Regions from separate parts of the Homo sapiens genome. Here region 2 is linked to region 1. A link is a loop called in an ENCODE intact Hi-C map of the cell type or tissue named here. Cell type or tissue: IMR-90. All regions are shown on one strand. Each heading gives the region's core, and the rest is flanking DNA. Links, peaks and the distances in the headings are about the cores only. Region 1 overlaps INPP4B (inositol polyphosphate-4-phosphatase type II B). Region 2 overlaps IL15 (interleukin 15).

Region 1 (2,500 bases), core at 1-2,500:
TAAGAAAGTATTCAGAGGTAAAAGTTACAAGAATGTTTATTGCATTATTGTTTATAATTTTAAATAGCAAAAAAGCTTTAATATGTTCATAAAGAGTAAGAATAAACCAATATATTAATGCAAAGTAATATAAGTAAAAAGGATACACAAATGCCATATGTGTCAACATGGATATATCACAAAAACAATATTGAGCAAAAAAGCACAAATTATAGAAAGATTCATACAAAACAACAGCAATAATATAGTCAAATGTGCAAAACTGTACCATATTTTTATGGATACATAAATATAGAGTAAAATGTGTATGAGGATGCAAAACATCAAATTCAGGATATTGATGTTCTCATAGGAGGGGAGGATTAAGGGTGGTAACCTGGAGGGGTACAAAGGGAGCTTTTACCCTATCTGTAAATATTTGTTTCTTACGAAAATTCCAAAGCTGAGCAATGGGTTCCCAAATGTGTGCTATGTATGATTTGTTCTTTTTTGTTTGAAACTTTTATAATTGCTTTTCAAAAACAGCACTGAGCCAAGATTCCAGGAAAGTGATTTCTAATGCCAATTCTACTGCTGCTTTGACGTGTAGTCTTAGGCAAATTGCTTAACCCTCTGTCCCTATTTCCTCAACTGCAAAATAAGGGCAAGAATCCGGTCATGCGTCATTGACCAGTAATGGAAAACAATGAATAAAACTCTTGGCAGAAAAGGCTACATTATTAAATTCTGTGTCACCTCTGAAAAACAGAAGATATTAGTAGCACTTAAAAAAGAGTTCACAGCCTCAGAGGGGAAGCCTACTTTCTCAGGTAAAAGTCAGAATGTATCCAAAGTAAGAAACAGTCTCCTCACACACGTGCAGTCACACACCCCAGTCACAAACATTCACAAACCCCATGACTATTCTCGTACCTCCCCAATGGAACAGAACAATCAAGTTGAGAGTCAGGTTTTAGGGCCTATATCCTCCTTGTTAGGTCAAATAGGTTTCTTCAACAAGAAGAGCTCTGACTTTGACGACCTGAATCACAGGCAGGGTATTAATAAGTAAACAGGAATGGAACCGTGGCCTTTTAGCTCACTGAACTGTGATGCTAATGATGTCAAATAGTTTCATTCTCTTATGGCCAAATAACTGTGTGGCCAGAAACTGTTCCAAGATGAATCAGAAATTATGGCTGCCTTCCCAGTCCCTAATCTACTCACTTCCCACACTAAGTGGCAGATACAAAATTGCCATGGGATGCACCACACTCCCACTCTGACGTCCATTTGTGTGATCCATACCCCTTGAAATCAAGACTAGTTCACGAATAGACATGATCTAAACCAGTTGGCACTAAATTCTCATCTTAGCAACTGTTTTAAGGATATGCAAGTGGCCTGTGCTGTTCCAGCTGAGTGAAGCTCCTGAAGAGGAAAGGAACCTCTTCTTAGCCCTTTGGTTGAGTGTGGGGTTAGCTCATAACAGCCATCTTTTAGCCACAAGACCAGACATAGGATAAAATTAACATAAGAGATAAGAGCAGCCTAATGATAAAATACAAAGGAGATATTGTTTTTTGTTTGCTTTTGTTTTTTGAGACAGAGTCTTACTTTATCACCCAGGCTGGAGTGCAGTGGTGTGACCTCGGCTCACTGCAACCTCTGCCTCCCTGGTTCAAGGGGTTCTCCCGCCTCAGCCTCCCAAGTAGCTGGGATTACAGGCACCCGCCATCATGCCTGGCTAATTTTTGTATTTTTATAGAAATGCGGGTTTCGCCATGTTGGCTGGGCTGGTCTCAAACTCCTGACCTCAGGTGATCCACCCGCCTAGGCCTCCCAAAGTGCTGGGATTACAGGCATGAGCCACCGTGCCCATCCTGAGATATTGTTTTATACTGCTGAGTCACTGAACCAACCCTCTCTTGAAACCTACCTTACTGCTAGAATTTTCAGTGAGGTTTATCAGCAAGTTTTCTTTATTGTTTAAGCTAGTTTGAATTAAGAGTTTTTGTCATTTGCAATCAAAAGCATTCTAAGGTAAGCAAATTGTTATATATGTATATTCAACATTGACCAGCCACAGTACAAATGTGTACTGTTGATTTAGAATGAGGAAAGGACAAGTCAGAGTATTTCTGGAGGGCAGCAAATCTATCACACCTGCAGTGATGGGTTTAAAACATAGTTCTACATTCTTCGACACTTTTTATTGAAAGACGTGGAATGTATGTCTCCTCAGGTTGAATCTGGGTGGGCTTCTGACTATCTTTTGACTAATGAAGTATGACAGAAGTAATGATCTGTGGCTTCTGAGGCCAGGTCTGAATTGATTATGCCTCTCCTGCCTGATAATTCTCTTGGAACTTGCCGACTGTATTCCTCATTTTGAGATGCTCCCTATAAGAACCCAGCCATTATGCTGGAAGAAGCCCAAGCCACATGGAAGGTCTTGTTTAGGTGCTTAAGTCAACAGTCACAGCTGAGCCCAGCCTTTGAGTGAGGTTATCCCAGGTGC
Region 2 (9,033 bases), core at 3,564-6,063, 450 kb before region 1:
AACATTTTACTGTTAAAGATTTTCTATTTTCCTGACTCATCTGCAACAAAAATAAGTACATAAAACTTGATTTTTTATTTGAAGGATTTTCGTTGTGAAAATTATTCTAGCTTATGTTATTTAAAACACTATCATTATAAAATTAATCAAAGGAACCATTAATTTTTGATAAGTGATTATTAAGCATAAAACTAAAACATATATACCCAAAGGATTATAAATCATGCTGCTGTAAAGACACATGTTTATTGCAGCACTATTCACAATAGCAAAGACTTGGAACCAACCCAAATGTCCATCAATGTTAGACTGAATTAAGAAAATGTGGCACATATACACCATAGAATACTATGCAGCCATAAAAAAGGATGAGTTCATGTCCTTTGTAGGGACGTGGATGAAGCTGGAAACCATCATTCTCAGCAAACTATTGCAAGGACAAAAAACCAAACACCGCATGTTCTCACTCATAGGTGGGAATTGAACAATGAGAACACCTGGACACAGGAAGGGGAACATCACACACCGGGGCCTGTCATGGGGTGGGGGGAGGGGGGAGGGATAGCATTAGGAGATATACCTAATGTAAATGACGAGTTAATGGGTGCAGCACACCAACATGGCGCATGTATACATATGTAACAAACCTGCACGTTGTGCACATGTACCCTAGAACTTAAAGTATAATTTAAAAAAAAAAAAGCCGCAATGTGGTTTTCGAGCTTCTAGAAACTTAGAAAGGTGCTAAGTGCTAAGGAAATTTCTTGCATCAGTGCTTTGAATGTAAATTATTTTTGTTGAAAAGTGTGAATATCGCTACGTTTTGTGGAGTTTTGAAAACAAAACCTGTATTGGAGAATAATAATAATAATAATAAATAATAACGTGCTCTTGAAAAAAAAACTAAAACAATATTGGAAATATATATCATACAACTAGATATGTCAATGCTTTGATTAAAGATGTCTCTTATATCAACTTTTCAAATTGCCCCTTTATTTGGCACCCTGGTGAGGCAAGGCACATGTTAAGATTCTGGATAGGGAGAGATAGGCATTTTTTTCCTAAAGTGGGAGAAGGGTAATTATGAAAGAGGAAGTGAGGAAGGAGAACTTGCCAGAAATCTGCCTGCTTTGGGCACACATCAGGCATATCTCTGGTAAAAGGGGCTCCTATGGAAGTAACGGATCTTGAAATTGGTTCCTTTAGAACCGTCTATGTCCACAAAGCCCTGGGAAAGTTGTAGGGTATGCCAGAGGTGCGTGTTGTTCAGTTGGGATATATAGTTCAGCCTTCTTTCCCACACCCTCCCTTTGGCTTCTGGATTACCATGGGTTACTGTGCTTAAAGCAAAGTACAGGGAGTAGGATGGGGAGCAGTAAAGAGCCTGGGCTAGCTTCTGTAGAGGTTTCCCACTGGGGACTAGTGCGAAATAAGCTCTAGTAGGGCTTGGATAGCCTCTGCAGTGCAGTCTCCTCTTCTAGCCTCAGCTGCAGTCACCTTGCCTCAGTGTCCAGACACACTTGCCATTCTTTGTCAGCCTTCATGGGTCCTGCTCAAAATGTTAACCCTCTATAACTTTTTCTGTCCCCACCTACTGCCCAGGCAGAATTATTTTCTCCCTTACATGAATTCATTTGGTGCTGTCTACATTCCCTTATAACAGCTTTAATGTCTGTAAACTCATTTTTATGTGTCTGACTCTACACTTACATTTTGAGTAAGGGCAATGTGCTCCATGTGCTTAGCAGAGGGTTGGTCAGAGTCTATTTGTATTGACTTCAGCATGAGTCAATCATCTTTCAAGTGTTTGACAGCTAAGCAAACAACTGTAAAAGAGGTAGGAAACATAAGTAATATAGCAAAACAATGTTGGAATACTGTAATAAAAATAGTATTTTAGGGAAATTAGTTTGAGGTAGAATTTATTGAAGAAAAGACAATTAGAGATAAGGAAACCAGCTAGAAATTCATCACAGTTAATTCAGGAGTGTAGTTTCATTCTCATTATCTGCTCAAGGACATAACTCTAGTAATTCATTCTTTCTCTCCATCACCATTTTTTTCTCTGTCTCTTATGGGTCTTTCCCAATACCATGTAGCCATGCTATAACTTCTGCCATTTTTAAAAAAGACTCATGTTTTTCTCCTCATGTTTCTGCTCACTTCTATATCTGCTTTTTTCTGCCCACATTTTACAGGAAAACTTACAACCTTAACTATATTCTCTGTTTCCAGTTTTCCTCTCTCCTTTCTCTCCTGAACCAGCCAGGCTGTCATCTCCACTGCTCCACTAGAAATACACTTGTCAAAGGTACCACGAACATCCCTTTTATTAAATCCAGTAGTTAGTTATTGGGTCCCTTCCTATGTACCCTTTCAGCAGGACCTGAGAGTTCTTCATGTGGCTTCCAAGCCACTCCCCTTCTCCTTATTTTCCTTTTACCATACCAGCAACAATTTCAGTCTCCTTTTACCTTACCAGCAACAATTTCAGTCTCTGTCTAGTTCCTAATTTCCCTAACATGTAAATATAGCTGTCTGAGGGCTCAGTCCTTAGGCCTGTTCTCTATCTGTACTCTCTGTCTTGGTGATCTCATCTAGTGTCATGGTTTTTAATCCCTTCTTACATTGATGATTCACAAATGTACGGGTGAATCTAGCCATGACCTCTCCCCTGAACTCCAGACTCATTTAGCAGTCTATTTAGCTGTTATTCAACCATCTCTGATTGGATGTCTAATACTCACTGGATTCCTGCCTTTACTGCCATATCTGCTTGCTCCACCTTCTTCCTCATCTTACCTGATGTCAATTTCATTCTCTTAGTTCCATAGATAATCAATCAATCTATCTTGGGTTTGTCCTTAACGTCTCTTTATGTCATATTCCACGTTGAATCTGCCACCAAATTATTTAGCTAGGCCTTCAAAATATACCCTACATCCTATCTCTTCTCACCCTTTTTTTCAGTGCTGTCACCTGGGTTCAAGTTGCTATCATGTCTCACAGTATTATTGCAAAAGTGCCTGCTGCTTGTCCCCTTATCTCCACTCCAGCCTGTTCTCAACATAGCAGCCACAGTGTTTTGGTTACCTGTCCCTGCATCTAAAGGATCAACAGCCATAAAACAAGAACAAAACAAAACAACACCCCCAGAACTTAGTGACTTGAATAACAATAATTTGTTATTTATCGTGATCTTGTAATCTGGGCTACTTTCGGCTGCTTGACTCCTCCTAGGCTGCTGGAGATGAGACATTCAAGAAAGCATCTTCCTTCACATGTCTAGAACATCAGCTTGGATAGCTGGAAAGCTCATGGCTGGCCAAGCATCCATCTCTCCGTATGTGACCCCTATACATGACTAACTTGGACTTTACATAATGTTGGCCTCAAGTAGTTGTATCATTTAACTAATTATTGACTTTCAGGATCCCCCATAGCTTATCTCGTTATGGCATCAAACTCAGACTTTAAGTCTCTAAACTGGATCTCCAGATGAGGATGATATTTCTCTGATGTAGTTTCTTGAGTGCAGCAACCTGTAGCTAAAAAGATAGGTTATCTGTGACCTTCCCCTTGTCCCAACATACAATGGTAAAACAAAAATAGGACAATTGCTTTAAAAAAATACCATTTCAAAACAAGACAATAGAAGGCATATAACAGTTGCTAGTCCATAGCAAGTCTAAATAGAGCCGGCATATATCCCAAGTTCTTGCTCTGGAAGCAATACATGTTCCGGATTAAGGTTTAAATTTGTTCCCTAGGAGTGATCCTCTGTGGCTCTTAACTTCATCTTTTGCACTTTGGGCTCCTTTTCTCATTCTTTCTTTCTTTTCTATGAGAAATAATTTTTGCTATTCTTTGCAGTGGCGTAGCCTGCTTTCTGATGTTAGAGGGTTAATAATTTAGAGACCTTTTATATACTCACTTTTGTTTAACTGCTTTTTGTTTTTAAGTTCAATGATATTTAGAATTCGGGGGGCTTCCTATGAATTTTATTGAGATTCATTCACTCCGTTAGATAAAAGACATAACCAGAAAATCCTTGAGACAAGTTCCACTTTAATTTTTTGGGAAGTCAAGGTGCCATAGAAACCCTTACCATTTTTAGAAGCCTTTTGACTAGTTGGCAAGGTCTGTGAGACATCATTTTAAATCTTTCAGAGTTCTTAATGAAGGGCCTCCATGCCACACACCTGATTTGATCTCCAACCTGAGAGCACATGTAATAGTAGAGCCTGGATTTGATCTTTGCCCTGAAACTACTTATTTCTTGGAGAATCTTTTGCTGCCTGGAAAGGCAAGAATGAGAATAGGTGTTATTTTCCAATCTAGCAAGTCTTAGGTTGAACTATTTCGTCACTGCATTTCTAGCCTTCACTAACAGGGTCCTTGCCTCTCTCCAGGTGTCTTCCCACCACTCAGTCTCATAGTAGTTTCAATGTCAATTACTAATTTCCATATAATAGACTACCCCAACACTTAGTGGTATAAAATAAGAACCATTTTATTTTCTCAAGCCTAAGAATTAGGACAAAACACAAAGAGAATGACTTGTCTCTACACTGCAATGTATGTGGCCTCAGATGGTATGACTCAATGGTCAAGGGATGTCTGAGATGGCTCAGACATTAAGTCACACATATAGAGCCTCAGTTCTGGCTGTTGTCTGGGCTCCTTGGTTCTCCTCCACTTAGTCTTTCCACATGGCTAAACTGGACTTTCTCACAGCACGGTAGTTTCAGGGTTGTCAGACTCTTCACAACTTGGCCAACTTCTATAAGAGAGGAAGTTGGAGCTGTAATCACTTAAGGCTTGGATATGGAATTTCCAGACTTTAACATTTGTTTTATTCTTTTGGGAAAAGCAAGTCAGAAGGCCACCCAGATTGAAGGGGAGACGACATAGATTCCACCTTTTGATTAGTAGAGTGTCATGCATGTTCATGGGGGGAAGGCACTGACTGATGGCAGCTGTCTTTGGAGATTATCCACCACAAAGGGTAATCCGGTTAAAATATTAATCAGGTTATGCTACTCCTCTATTCCAAACCCCACATGGTTCTCCCATCTCACTCTAATAAAAGCCAAATTCTGTTACAGTGGATATTAAGTCTCTTAAGTGATTTGTACCCCTGATGTCTGCCATCTGCTACTCTTCCCTTAGCTCACTGAGTCAGTTACACTGGCACCTTTTCTATTCACCAACCATACTACTATGTTCTTGTCTAAGAGTCTTTTACCTTGCTGTTCCTTCTTCCTAGAATGCTTTTCTCTCAGATATCACCCCCTTCCCCATACCTGCTTTGGGGTTTGTCTCAAATATCCCTGTTGCAATGAAGTAATCCTTGACTGATGTACTTCAAATTGCAGCCTCACCAGCACTCCCTGTCCCAACCCTGTTTGGGAATTCAGATTATTTTTCAGATTTTGGAAAGTAATATAGTGTGTTTACTATATATCATGTAACGACCAAGCTTATTCAGGTACTTCCTCAAAAGGGAATAAATACAGCTTACACATAGTCTAATGTTAGTTCAGCTTGTGTTTTGTTAATCAGTGAATTAAGGAGAAACTTTCAGTTTTTGGAGCTTTTTTGATTTAATATTTTCATATAAGGGACTATGGACTTGTATGTTTTATTGAATTATTTGATTATTAACATCTCCCTTCATTAGAATATGAACCACAGGAGAACATGCAGTTTTGTTATTTTATTCATTGCTATATTCCCATCACCTATTAGTGCTAGGCATATGGTAGTCTCTCAACAAATATTTGCTTGAGTATTTAAAGCAATATTTAAAACAAAAATGAATGAGGGAATGAATGGATTAATGAATGCTAAGTAGTAGGGTACTGCAAATAGAATGGAGAATAGAAAGACAAGCTAATTTCAAGGAAGATTTGATATACCAGTGTTCTATTTATTCATTGAATTGATTTTGGCACTTCAGCAGTTAATAATTTTGAGTGCCTAATATGGGCTGGGGACTTTCCTAAATACTTGACTGGTCTTGATTGAGTGGGAGGAGCAGAGCACAGCGAAGAGTCAGAGAATGCCGAAGATTTTAACCATGAGAGTCAGGAAAGATAAACATGTTAGGAACAGATATATATTACAGCTAACACATGGGGCAAGGTAGGGGAATGGATGAACTTGATTTTGGAAATATCACGATTGAGTTAAAAGTGGAATAAACTACTTAAAATGTCCTGTAAGTGATTAGAAGTACTGGATTGAAGATTGGATAAGCTATTTGTACAAGATTTGGGTTTGTGAATTAAGTAAAGAATTATTGGTTAAAACAAATGGTCAGGATATTTCCCCAGGAGGCAAATGTATATATAGATGGCTTAGGGTCACATAAGACAACTAGAGGGACTGTCACTGAGCTAAGCACCCTGAAAGAGGAGATATTCGGGAAGGCCTTCGAGGAGGAATTGACCAGCTCCCAGGTCTTCAAAAGAGAAGGCTAGGCTTTTTACACCTCCTAGACCTTGCCTTCCTGTCATACTTGCTCTGTCTGCTGCTCTCTAGAGGGATTTTAATCCCTCATATGCTTATTCTTACATAGGGATCATCTTTAAAGACTCACTTTCTCTGTGACGTTTTCCTGGCGAGACACTATCTTTACCTCCTGTCTTGCCTGACACCTTTCCTTTGTGTGTTCTCCACCTGATAGATACTTCTCTCATAGTATCTGCAGTGTTTCACTGTATTTATCTGTGTTCATATTGCCTCTCCGGCAGGTAAATGATAAAGGTCATAGATGAGAAGAATTGTGATGGTGGAGTTGGAAGGGCTGAAGTTTGAGAAACACTGCATTCTTATGTGTCTAACACCTTGTCTGGCACATAGTAGAGCTATAATAATGTTATTCTTGTTGTCAATGATCCAACATATATTCCTGAGGGGTCAAGTTAGATCAGGTTCTGAGAAAAGGAGTTTGACCATATTTGACTCATAGTATATTACTGGTGATCACATGGCTTTTGGGAAACTATTCACAGCATATTTCCTATTATCAGGGTCAGGAAGGGAAATAGAATTTTCTGGGGATGTACTTTGGGCCAGGTTACAAATAGAATCTTTAACTTCCTTATTAGGAGTATGAGTTTTAGAGAACTGAAAACAAATACGTTTGTTTAATATTTTGTGCCAGTTTTATTATAGAGGGGATAATTTTATAAATTTGCAAAGTAAATGCTTCAGTAAATGAAAGGAAATTAAAACAAGGCACATCTTATTCTCTAAATTCCTTCAAACAGAAATCCTTTCATTTTCTTTATTTTATTTGCCGAGTATTTTGAGAAGTTATTTCAGTAGGACAAAAAAGATGAGAGAAATTGTGTGAAAATAATAGTATTGCGGAAGTTTAATTTATTTAGTGTCTCTTCTCCTGAGGGTTTAAGAGAAGAAATATGGTTTCTTCTCTTGTTATGCTGTTAAAAAAATTTGCAGTTACCTCAAATATCAGATTAAAATCTGTATTTGGTATCTTTAGATTCTACTCCTGAAAAGCAAGATCCTTGTAAAGAACCTCTAAAACTGGAAAGATGTGATTATGCTGATGGCTTATTTGACTTGATATTGAGGCATTCATCTTCTAAACCTTGGCCTTTCTTAAGTCAAACCATATTACTCTGAGCCGCTGCAACTTATAAAGCATGGCTTCCAGGCTAAGGTGTTTAAACCAAAGAGGCTAACAGCACACCAAAAGTTCTAAACAATAGTGGATATTTATTGATCACTTTCTCTGTACATGGCTCCCTGCCAAGTGCTGTGAAGGATAAAAAGACGCAGCACATTTGATTCTCTTTAGGAACTTATTGTCTCGTGGAACAATTATTGTTTGCATGTAAACAGCTGAGTGTCCAGGATACTGAACTACTCTCTGCCCCTAAACACAACACACTTCCTTTCATAGCCAAATATTTTGACATGTTTCTCTCATTGGAATGCACTACTTCATCCAGTATCTCTTCCGTGCCCCCTTCTCCTGACTCGCCTGGTCCAGAAATCTCAGTCTGATAATGCCTTCTCTGGGAATATTGTCCTAAATGTCCAAAGTTGGGTTAGGTGTCTTTCATTCTTAACTTCATTCCATAAATATTTCAATAGTTAACATTTATTTTCACCCATAGTCCCAAGTACGTTAACATATGTAGCATTCTCAAACTCATGAGATACTTTCCTTCCCACTTTTCAGATAAGTAAACTGAAGCACCAGGAAGTGTGGTGACTGGTGCAGGGACTACCAGTAGGAAGTGGTGGAACTGGAGCTTGAACTCAGGTTTCTCTCTCAAGCATGCACACTTCCTATAGAGGGTGCTACCTTGCTGGTGCAATTAATAAGAATTATAAAGATTAAAAGAGAGGAGGTGAAATTTTCATTATTTATAGATGAAAGCCATACAAATTAACAAGCTACTAAAACAAATGGGAGAGCTCAGAAAAGTTGCCAGACCAAAGATTTTTAAAAATCAATAACATTTTTCAATAGTAAATAAAGCATTAGCTAACATAACACAACAGTAAAACAAACCAGCAACACAACCTTCCCCAGTAGGAGCACGCTTGCTGCAATTAAATATGGTTTATTTGAGGATTGTCTGGATGGCTCAACATCAGAAAATCTATCAAAATAATCTTAAGGATATAGGAAAAGTTAGTGTCAAGTTCTGAGAAGAATAAAAATAGATTGGATTTTCCAAAACTGACTAAAGTATATCTATGAAAAATCTATAGTAAACAACAAATTTAATACAGGGCTCAGAAAAACATTTTTTGTTTTACATTTTGGGAGACGATGAGGATGCCAGTGTTGGCACAACTATTCAGTAAAGTGATGAAGACAAAAATAATAATCACCATTCATTTGTATTGAGTGTTTACCTATGTGCCAAGCAGTATAAAAGCAAAAGTGGTGGATTAGCCATTGGTGCAAGGAGATGGTGAAACTCCCATCTTCCTACTCCTCCAAGGTAGAGGTGATAATTGAACTACAGTGAGCCAGGATGA

Evidence for each region. A loop is a pair of places that touch in the nucleus more often than their neighbours do. Peaks named below come from ENCODE experiments on the same cell type or tissue, not always from the same donor. Only the 100,000 strongest peaks of a DNase experiment are listed, where the experiment ranks them.
Region 2: a loop joins it to region 1, with 3 times the contacts of the local background. A loop is called at or near these places in 4 of 110 quality-filtered maps.

The regions. Positions count from the first base shown.
Region 1 is chr4:142,090,728-142,093,227 of GRCh38, forward strand. All of the region lies in intron 23 of INPP4B (inositol polyphosphate-4-phosphatase type II B), which reads right to left. Among named protein-coding and RNA genes, the nearest start is that of IL15, 460 kb to the left of the region's middle. In IMR-90, for the core only: no CTCF peak of the experiment used is centred there; DNase peaks (open chromatin) are centred at 624 and 1,214; H3K27ac peaks cover 1,195 bases.
Region 2 is chr4:141,641,153-141,650,185 of GRCh38, forward strand. The region is part of intron 1 of IL15 (interleukin 15); the gene reads left to right. Among named protein-coding and RNA genes, the nearest start is that of IL15, 9.1 kb to the left of the region's middle. In IMR-90, for the core only: no CTCF peak of the experiment used is centred there; DNase peaks (open chromatin) are centred at 4,639 and 6,059.